Regions from separate parts of the Homo sapiens genome. Here region 2 is linked to region 1. Evidence: read pairs that join two places in POLR2A ChIA-PET (ENCODE). Cell type or tissue: PC-3. All regions are shown on one strand. Each heading gives the region's core, and the rest is flanking DNA. Links, peaks and the distances in the headings are about the cores only.

What was found. ChIA-PET counts read pairs that join two places held together with the same protein. Peaks named below come from ENCODE experiments on the same cell type or tissue, not always from the same donor. Only the 100,000 strongest peaks of a DNase experiment are listed, where the experiment ranks them.
Region 2: POLR2A ChIA-PET joins it to region 1 with 14 read pairs; 1 of 35 experiments calls an interaction of 5 or more read pairs at or near these places.

What each region holds. Positions count from the first base shown.
Region 1 is chr14:70,916,337-70,920,741 of GRCh38, forward strand. All of the region lies in intron 1 of PCNX1 (pecanex 1), which reads left to right. Among named protein-coding and RNA genes, the nearest start is that of PCNX1, 11 kb to the left of the region's middle. In PC-3, for the core only: no CTCF peak of the experiment used is centred there; no DNase peak of the experiment used is centred there.
Region 2 is chr14:70,527,967-70,532,371 of GRCh38, forward strand. All of the region lies in intron 1 of ADAM20 (ADAM metallopeptidase domain 20), which reads right to left. All of the region lies in intron 1 of LOC105370556 (a long non-coding RNA gene), which reads left to right. Among named protein-coding and RNA genes, the nearest start is that of ADAM20, 4.8 kb to the right of the region's middle. In PC-3, for the core only: no CTCF peak of the experiment used is centred there; a DNase peak (open chromatin) is centred at 2,655.

The sequences.
Region 1 (4,405 bases), core at 170-4,169:
TGGCCTTGGACAGAATTCCAAGGCCTAAACAGCATTTAGAAATCAGCAAAGGAAGACAGAGTTGTAAAATGAAGACGAAAAAAGAGCCAGGGAAAGAGAGTACAGGCGTACCTTGGAGATATTGCAAGTTTGGTTCCAGATCACTGCGATAAAGCGAATATTGCAATAAAATGAGTCACAAATTTTGTGGTTTTCCAGTGCATATAAAAGTTATATTTACATTATGCTGTAGTCTGTTAAGTGTGCGGTACCATTGTGTCTAAAAATACAATGTATATACCTTAATTAAAAAATACATTATTGCTTAAAAATATGCCAAGGATTATCTGAACCTTCGGCGAGTTGTCATTTTTTTGCTGGTGAAGGGTCTTGCCTAAGTGTTGTTGACAGACCAGGGGGTGACTGTTGAAGGTTGAGGTGGCTGTGGCAATTTCTTAAAATAAGACAACAATGAAGTTTGCAGCATCAATTGACTCTTCTTTTCATGAAAGATTTATCTGTACGTGTAATGCTGCTTGATAGCGTTTTACCCACAGTAAAACTTCTTTCAAAATTAGAGTCAGCTGTCTCAAATCCTGTTACTGCTTTGTCAGCTAAGTTGATGTAATATTCTAGATCTTTTGTTGTCATTTCAACAGTGTTCACAGCGTCTTCGCCAGGAGCAAATTGGATCTCAGGAAATCACTCTCTCTGCTCACCCATAAGAAGCAACTCCTCATCTTTTCAAGTTGTGTCATGAGATTACAGCAATCCAGTCACATCTTCAGGCTCTACTTCCAATTCTAGTTCTCTTTTTGTTTTCACCACATCTGTGGGATTTCCTCCACTGAAGTCTTAAACCCCTCAAAGTTATCCATGAGGGTTGGAATAAACTTCTTCCAAACACCTTGTCAATGTTAATATTTCTACCTCCCATGAATCATGTATGTTCTTAATGGCATCTAGAATGGTGAGACCTTTCCAGAAGGTTCTCAGTTTACTTCATCCAGATCCATCAGAGGAATCACTGTCTGACAGCCTTATGAAATGTATTTCTTAAATACTAAGACTTGATAGTCAAAATTACTCCTTGATCCATGGGGCTGGAGAATAGATGTTGTGTTAGCAGGCATGAAAACAACATTAATTTTCTTCTATGTCTCCATCAGAGCTCTTGGATAACTAGGTACCATGTCAAGGAGCAGTAGTATTTTGAAAGGAATCTTTTTTTCAGACCAGTAGGTCTCAAAGATGGGGTTAAAATATTTAGTAAACCATGCTGTAAACAGATGTGATGTCTTCTGGGCTTTATTGTTCCATTTATAGAACACAGGCAGAATAAATTTGGAATAATTCTTAAGGGCTCTTGGATTTTTGGAATGGCCAATGAGCATTGACTTTAACTTACAGTCACCAGTTGCATTAGACACTAGCAAAAGAGTCAGCCTGTCTTTTGAAGCTTTAAAGCCAGATATTGACTTAACCTTCTCTGGCTATGAAAGGCCTAGATGGCATATTCTTCCAGAAGGTTGTTTTATCTACACCAAAAATCTGTTGTTTGGTGTAGCCACCATCAGTGATCTTAGATCTTCTGGATAACTTGCTGCAGCTTCTACATCGGCACTTGTTGCTTCATGTAAACTTTTATGTTATGGCAACAGCTTTAACCTCATGAACCAACTTCTGCTAGAGTCAAATTTTCTTCAGCTTCCTCACCTCTTAGCCTTCATAGAATTGAAGAGAGTTGGGGCCTTGCTGTGGATTAGGCTTTTGGCTTAATTAAGGGAATGTTGTGGCTGGTTTGATCTTCTATTCAGACCACTCAAACTTTCTCCATATCAGCAATGTTATTCATTTGTGTGTTCACTGGAGTAGCACTTGTAATATTCTTCAAGAACTTTTCCTTTGCATTCAGAACTTGACTTTTGGTGCATGAGGATTAGCTTTCTACCTGTCTTGGCTTTTGATGTGCCTTTCTCACTAAATTTAATCATTTCCAGCTTTTTGTTTAAAGTGAGAGAAACGTGACTCTTCCTTTCACTTGAACACTCTTTACTATCGTCTGTGGGCAAGGTTGATGGTACTCCCATCAACAAATCTTTGATTTTACTATTTTATTTTAGAATTTACACTATTGTAATTCTAAAATAGTAAAATCAAAGATTACTGATTACAGATCACTGTAACAGATATAGTAAAGAAAAAGTATGAAATATTGAAGAGTTACCAAAATGTGACACACAGACAAAGTGAGCACATGCTGTTGGAAAAATGGTGCTGATAGAGACATGCTCCACAGAGGTGTCACAGCTTTTCAGTTTGTACAAAATGCAGTATCTGTGAAGCACCATAAAGCTAAGCACAACATAAGATCTGCCTGCATTTTGCAGAGGAGAATGGTTAAAAATGCCAAATTTTCTTCTAGGACTAGGTAGTGCTAATTTAAATCTCTGTCAACAGTATTGAGAGTACTTGTTTTCCCACTCTCACATAACACTTTTCCAAAACAGGGTGTTACTGTTATCAATTTCTTATTCAATGGAGTGTTCGTTTGTTGGTGGTTTTTTGGTTTTTTTTTTTTTTTTAGACAAAGTCTTTTTCATCGCCCAGGCTGGAGTACAGTGGTGTGATAATAACTCCCTTCAGCTTCAAACTCATAGGCTCAGTGGATCCTCCTGTCTCAGCTTTCTGAGTAGCTGGGACTGCAGGCCTGTGCCACCACAACTAGCTACTTTTTAAAATTTTTTTGTTGAGGCGGGGGTCTTGGTATGTTGCCCAGGCTGGTCTCAAACTCCTGGCCTCAAATGATCATTCTGCCTCAGCCTCCAGAGTCACTGGGATTACGGGCATGAGCCACTGCACCCGACTCAATGGACTATTTAATGAAACATCCAGTAATAAGTATCAGTAATATTTTGTCCTTGACAGTAGACAGAATTTTTCTTGAAGTATTTTTTAAATTTCAACTTTTTTAGTCCAAATTAAGGATGCATACTGCACTAACATATTGCATAAGAAATTTGATCTGATTTTTCCTATTCTTTGTAATTAATTTTCACAGCAAGCAACTGACAAGCAGAAATGTTTCTTTGAGAGAGACTGAGTGCCTCCTTCTGTTATCTGAGTTAAATGATTTTCCTGTGTCTCTTAGGAAAGCTGGAGGGGCTAAGAATTTTTTGGCAGGTGAGTTGAGACACCTGAGAGTAATAACACTAGAATAGCACAGACTAATAATATGGAGAAGAGAAGATTACAACAAACGTTCTATAGAGTTGATTGCTGTTGACTTCTTTAGCATATAGATGAACTTTACTAAATCCATATAGATGAACTTTACTAAATACTATAGATGAAATAAGTAGCTACTGATTCTGGTTCCTCTGGTTTCTCTGCTCCCCCCCCCCCCCCCCCCCCACCAAATAGGAGATGCTTTATTTGGTAGAATTGTAAAACAGTTCAGAGTTCTTCTTTTATCCCTGGAACCTGAGCAGTTGCATCTTTTATAACTTGCACTGTCAGTGCTAGTTGCTTTGTGTTACAAGAAAGAAAAGAAAACTTAGGGAAAAGGAAGTCATTTCCTTTGAGGTTTTAAGGGGGAAAAAAAAGTTGCATTCTGTAGAGCTTTGAACGAGCCAAATAGAACCCTGAGCGCCAACTGCCCTGAGAACAGGCAGGAAGATTAATCACAACTTTGAGAAGCTTGAATCACGTGTCTGGCTGTTTTCCTTTTCCTACCCCTCCTCACTCCTTGTTTGAGTGTTGTCTAGACATATACTCAACAGATCTAATTATTGCAGTTGTCATCTTTAAAACTTTACATTTTGTTATAATTTTAGATTTACAGACAAGTTGCAAAGATGGAGTTCCTGTATACCCTTCACCCAGTGTCCTCTAATACTAAAATGTTACATAACCATGGTTTCAAAAAATTAGAAATTAACATTAGTGCAATGCTATTAATGGACTATACACTTTATTTGGATTTCATCAGTTGTACTTTTTCTGTTTCAAGATCCTTCAGTCCAGGCCACTGTGTTGCATTTAGTATCATCTTTACTATGGCTTTCTTCTTTTCCCCTCACAGGCTAGAATTCTGTTCTTTGAGGATGTATACAATTTGTCAAATGTATCTTATGAGAAAAATTTGCAAAAGGTTTTACATCTATGATAGATACATTTCAGATGGACAAAAGAGAGGGAGAGTATTCTGAATATTTTTGAATAACCTAATACAGGCTAACCATTAACCTATATTAGGCTATTTTAAAACTGAGGTATTTTACATATGACAAATTTCGTAAAATGAAATAATTCCAAGATGAAAAAGACTAGAGCTCATTTATGACAGTATGGACACCTGTCTCTTGGCTCTCTGTATAATGCTGTTTTTACTAATTTATAAATTGAGGCTATGAGACAAGTACAC
Region 2 (4,405 bases), core at 216-4,215, 390 kb before region 1:
TAAATTCAACTTCTGCTTTGCATCATTAATATTCTGTAAACTTCTGAATAAGCATCATATCCTGTGTTTGAAATATTTATGTATATGGTCTGCTTTTTTATGTGTGGTTCTACCACATCACCAGTTAAACTATAATTTGGTAGAAAAATATAGCAGAAATATTGTTATTGATATAAAATGTTCATACTTTTGGCTAAAGAAAGCTTAGTATCCTTAATATAATTATGTTAAACCTGCATAAAACAAAGGTGAATGTGAAGTTCAATACAATATTAAAAGCAACTGAATGATGATGCACTCGCAGTGGGCGGGGGAGTTTGGAACAACAATTGGGAGACAATTTTATATCTTTGCCATCTACTATCTTCTTTTTTAGATATGGTTGTGAGGAAATGGATCAGAAAGTGAATAGATAAGGATCACTTAGGTCCATCTTCTAAGAAAGTCCTTTTCATTTTCTTTTCATGATTGTATTAATAACTGGATACTTTATTTCTTTTCATGATTATATTAATCACTGGATACATAGGTTTCCCCTAATGTATAGGGGGTTGAACTGTTCCATATGTCCAGGTAGAATTGGAGAATCCTTCTTAGGATGTGTTAAACAAAAAGGTTTCCTCATTCCAGAGCTTAGTGGAGATAATCTGACCATGCCAGATTTGACTGACAATGATGAAAGAAATTGTCCAAGAAATGAGAGGCTTGGGAAAATACACAAACCCAAACCTGGAAAGGTTTTGACAAGGACACAGTAGATGATGCTATCAAGAAGAGAAAACTATAAACAGGCTGATAGATGGCCACATGAAAAGAGAGAACCTCCTTGAGTCTGACAGAATGGGCAATCACCTGGAACATCTGTGTTAGACAATGACTGAAGCTTCCTAAAGCAGGTTTGACTACATCTTGTTTGTAGTAAAAATAATTTCATATGCATCTAAAAGCAAAACAAACTGTTACAAGAGACAAAAGATGAGACTATATAATGATAAAAGGGCTCAATTTATCAGGAAGATATAACAATTAGAAATATATGCACCCAACATTGGAGAACCCAAATGTATGAAGCAAACATTGACATAATTTAAGGGAGAAATAGATAGCAACACAATAATAGTAAGATATTTTGATACCCTATTTTCAATAATGGATAGAACATCCAGACAGAAAATCAATTTAAGAAACTGACTTGAACCATACTATAGACCATATGGACCTAACAAACACACACAGAACATTCTACCCAACACATCAGAACACACATTCTTCTCAAGGGCACACAAAATATTCTCCAGGATAGTTCACATATTAGGTCATAAAACAAGTCTTAACAAATTTAAGATTGAAATCACCCCAAGCATCTTTCTGACCACAATAGAATGAGACTAGCTATCAATAATGTAATGAAATCTGAAAAATTCACAAATACACTCATTTATCACTTAACAATGGAGACAAATTCTGAGAAATGTGTTGTTAGGTGATTTCGTCATTGTGCAAACATCATAGAGTGTACTTCTACAAACCTAGAATGGTATAGCCTACTATACACCTGGGCTATATTGGATAGCCTATTGTTCCTATGCTACAAACCTGTACAGCATGCTACTATACTGAATACTATAGGCAACTGGAATACAATGGTAAGTATTTGTGTATATAAACATATTTAAACATAGAAACAGTAAACATATGGCATAAAAGATATAAAATGGTTCACTTGTTTAGGGCACTCATCATGTATGGAGCTTGCAGAACTAGGAGTTTCTCTGGGTAAGTCAGTAAGTAAATGGTGAGTGAATGTGAAGGCCTGGGACATTACTGTACACTACTGTAAACTTTATAAACACTGTGCACTTAGGCTACAATACATTTATTTTTAAAAATTTCTTTAATAATAAATTAAACTTAGCTTACTATAACTTTTTTACTTTATATACTTTTAATTTTTCAACTTCTTGACTGTTTTGTAATAACACTTAGCTTGAAACATAAAACATTGTACAGCTGTACAAAAATTTTTACATCGTAGGCCAGGCATGGTGGCTCACGCCTGTAATCCCAGCACTTTGGGAGGCCAAGGCGGGTGGATCACGAGGTCAGGAGTTTGAAACCAGCCTGGACAAGATGGTGAAATCCTATCTCTACTAAAAATACAAAAATTTTTATATCCCTATTCTATAAGCTTTTTCTATTTTTAAAATTATTTTTTCTTACTTTTAAAATTTTTTGTTAAAAACTAAGACACAAACACAAACATTAGCCTAGGTCGTCACAGGGTGAAGATCATCAATAATCACTGTCTTCTGCCTCCATATCTTGTCCCATTGGAAGGGGCAATAGCATACATGGAGCTGTCATCTCCTATGATCACAATGCCTTCTTCTGGAACACCTCCTGAATGAACTGCCTGAGGCTGTTTTACAGTTAGCTAACTTTTAAAAAATATATGTAGAAGTATACTCTAATATAATGATAAAAAGTATAGTATAGGAAATCTTTTATCATCATTATCAACTTTATGTACTACACATAATTGCATGTACTATACTTTTATATGATTGGTAATGCATAGGTTTGTTTACACCAGCATCACCACAAACACATGAGTAATGCATTACGATGTGACATTAGATGGCTACAAAGTCACTAGACAATAGGAATTTTTCAGCTCCATTGTAATATGAGACCACTGTCATATATGCGATCCATCATTGCCCAAAACATTCTTATGTGGTTCATCTGCAGATGGAAATTAAACAACACCAACCATTGGGTCAAAGAAGAAACTAAGAGGGAAATTAGCAAATATCTTGACATAAAAATGAAAACACAGCATACCAAAACTTATAGGATGCAGCAAAGCAGTCCTAAAAGAGAAGTTTACAGAGATAAATACTGACATTTAAAAAAAAAAAAGAGAGAGAGAAATCTCAAATAAACAACCTGACTTTACACCTTCAGGAACTAGAAGGAAAGAAGAAAAAACTACGCTGAAAGTCAACAGAAAAAAGACATAAACATTGGAGCAGTAATAAACAAAATAGAGAATAGACCATTTAAAAATCAATACAAATTGGTATTTGAAAAGATCAACAAAATTGGCAAACCTTTAACTAGAGCAGCTAAGAGAAAAACAAAACAAAAATCAGAAATGAAAAAGGAGACATTATAACTAATGACTTAGAAATAAAAAGGTCTAAAAGAAATTACTATGATACAAGGATAGTTTAACATTCAAAAACCAATCATTGTGATATATCACATTCACAGGCAGAAGGATAAAAATTACATGATCATCTCAATAGATGCAGAAAAAGCATTTGACAAAATCCAACACACTTTTTTGATAAAAAATACTTGACATTCTAGGAATACAAGAAAATGGTCTCAACATTATACAGGCATGTATGGAAAAGTACACAGCTAACATTGTACTCAATGATGAAAAACTGAAAGCTTTTCCTCTAAGATCTGGAACAAGGCAAGAATATCCATTTTATCCACTTCTATAAAACAGTATGGGAAGTCCTAGCCAGAGAAATTAGACAAGAAAAAGAAATTAAAATGTCCATATCAGAAAGGAAGAAGTAAAATGATCTATGTTCACGGATGACTTGATCTGTAGAAAACTCTAAAGATTCTACAAAAACAAACCTGTTATAGCTAATAAATGAATTCAACAAAGTTGCAGGATACAAAATCAACTACAAAAGTCACGTGCATAATTATATACTAACAATAAATCACCTGAAAAATAAGAAAACAATTCTATTTACAATAGCATCAGAAAGAATAAAATACTTAGGAATAATCTTAAATTTAAAAAATTAAAGACATGTACACTTGAAATCACAAAACCTTGCTGAAAAAAATTAAAGAAGACATAAATAAATGGAAAGACATCTCATTCATAGACTAGAAGACTTAATATTGTTAAAATGTCCACACTATCCAAAGCAATCTACAGATTCAATAGAATCCCTAACAAAATCTCAGTGGCATTATTAGCAGAATTAGAAAAACAATTCAAAATTTATAAAGAAGCACAAATGGCCCCAAACAGCCAAAACAATCTTGAGAAAGAAGAATAAAGCTGGAAGCCTCATACTATCTGACTTCAAAATATATTATAAATATACAGTAGTAAAAACAGCATGGTACTGGCATAAAAACAGACAGAATACAGAGCCCAGAAGTAAACCCAGACATGTATGAATAAATGACCTCTGATAAAGGTGCCAAAACTACACAATGGGGGAAAAATAGTCTCTTCCATAAGCAGTATTGGAAAAACTGGATATCCACATGCAAAAGCATGAAATTGAACACTTATACAACACAAAAATCGCTCAAAATGAAATAAAAACATAAAAATAAGACCTGAGACTATAAAACTTTA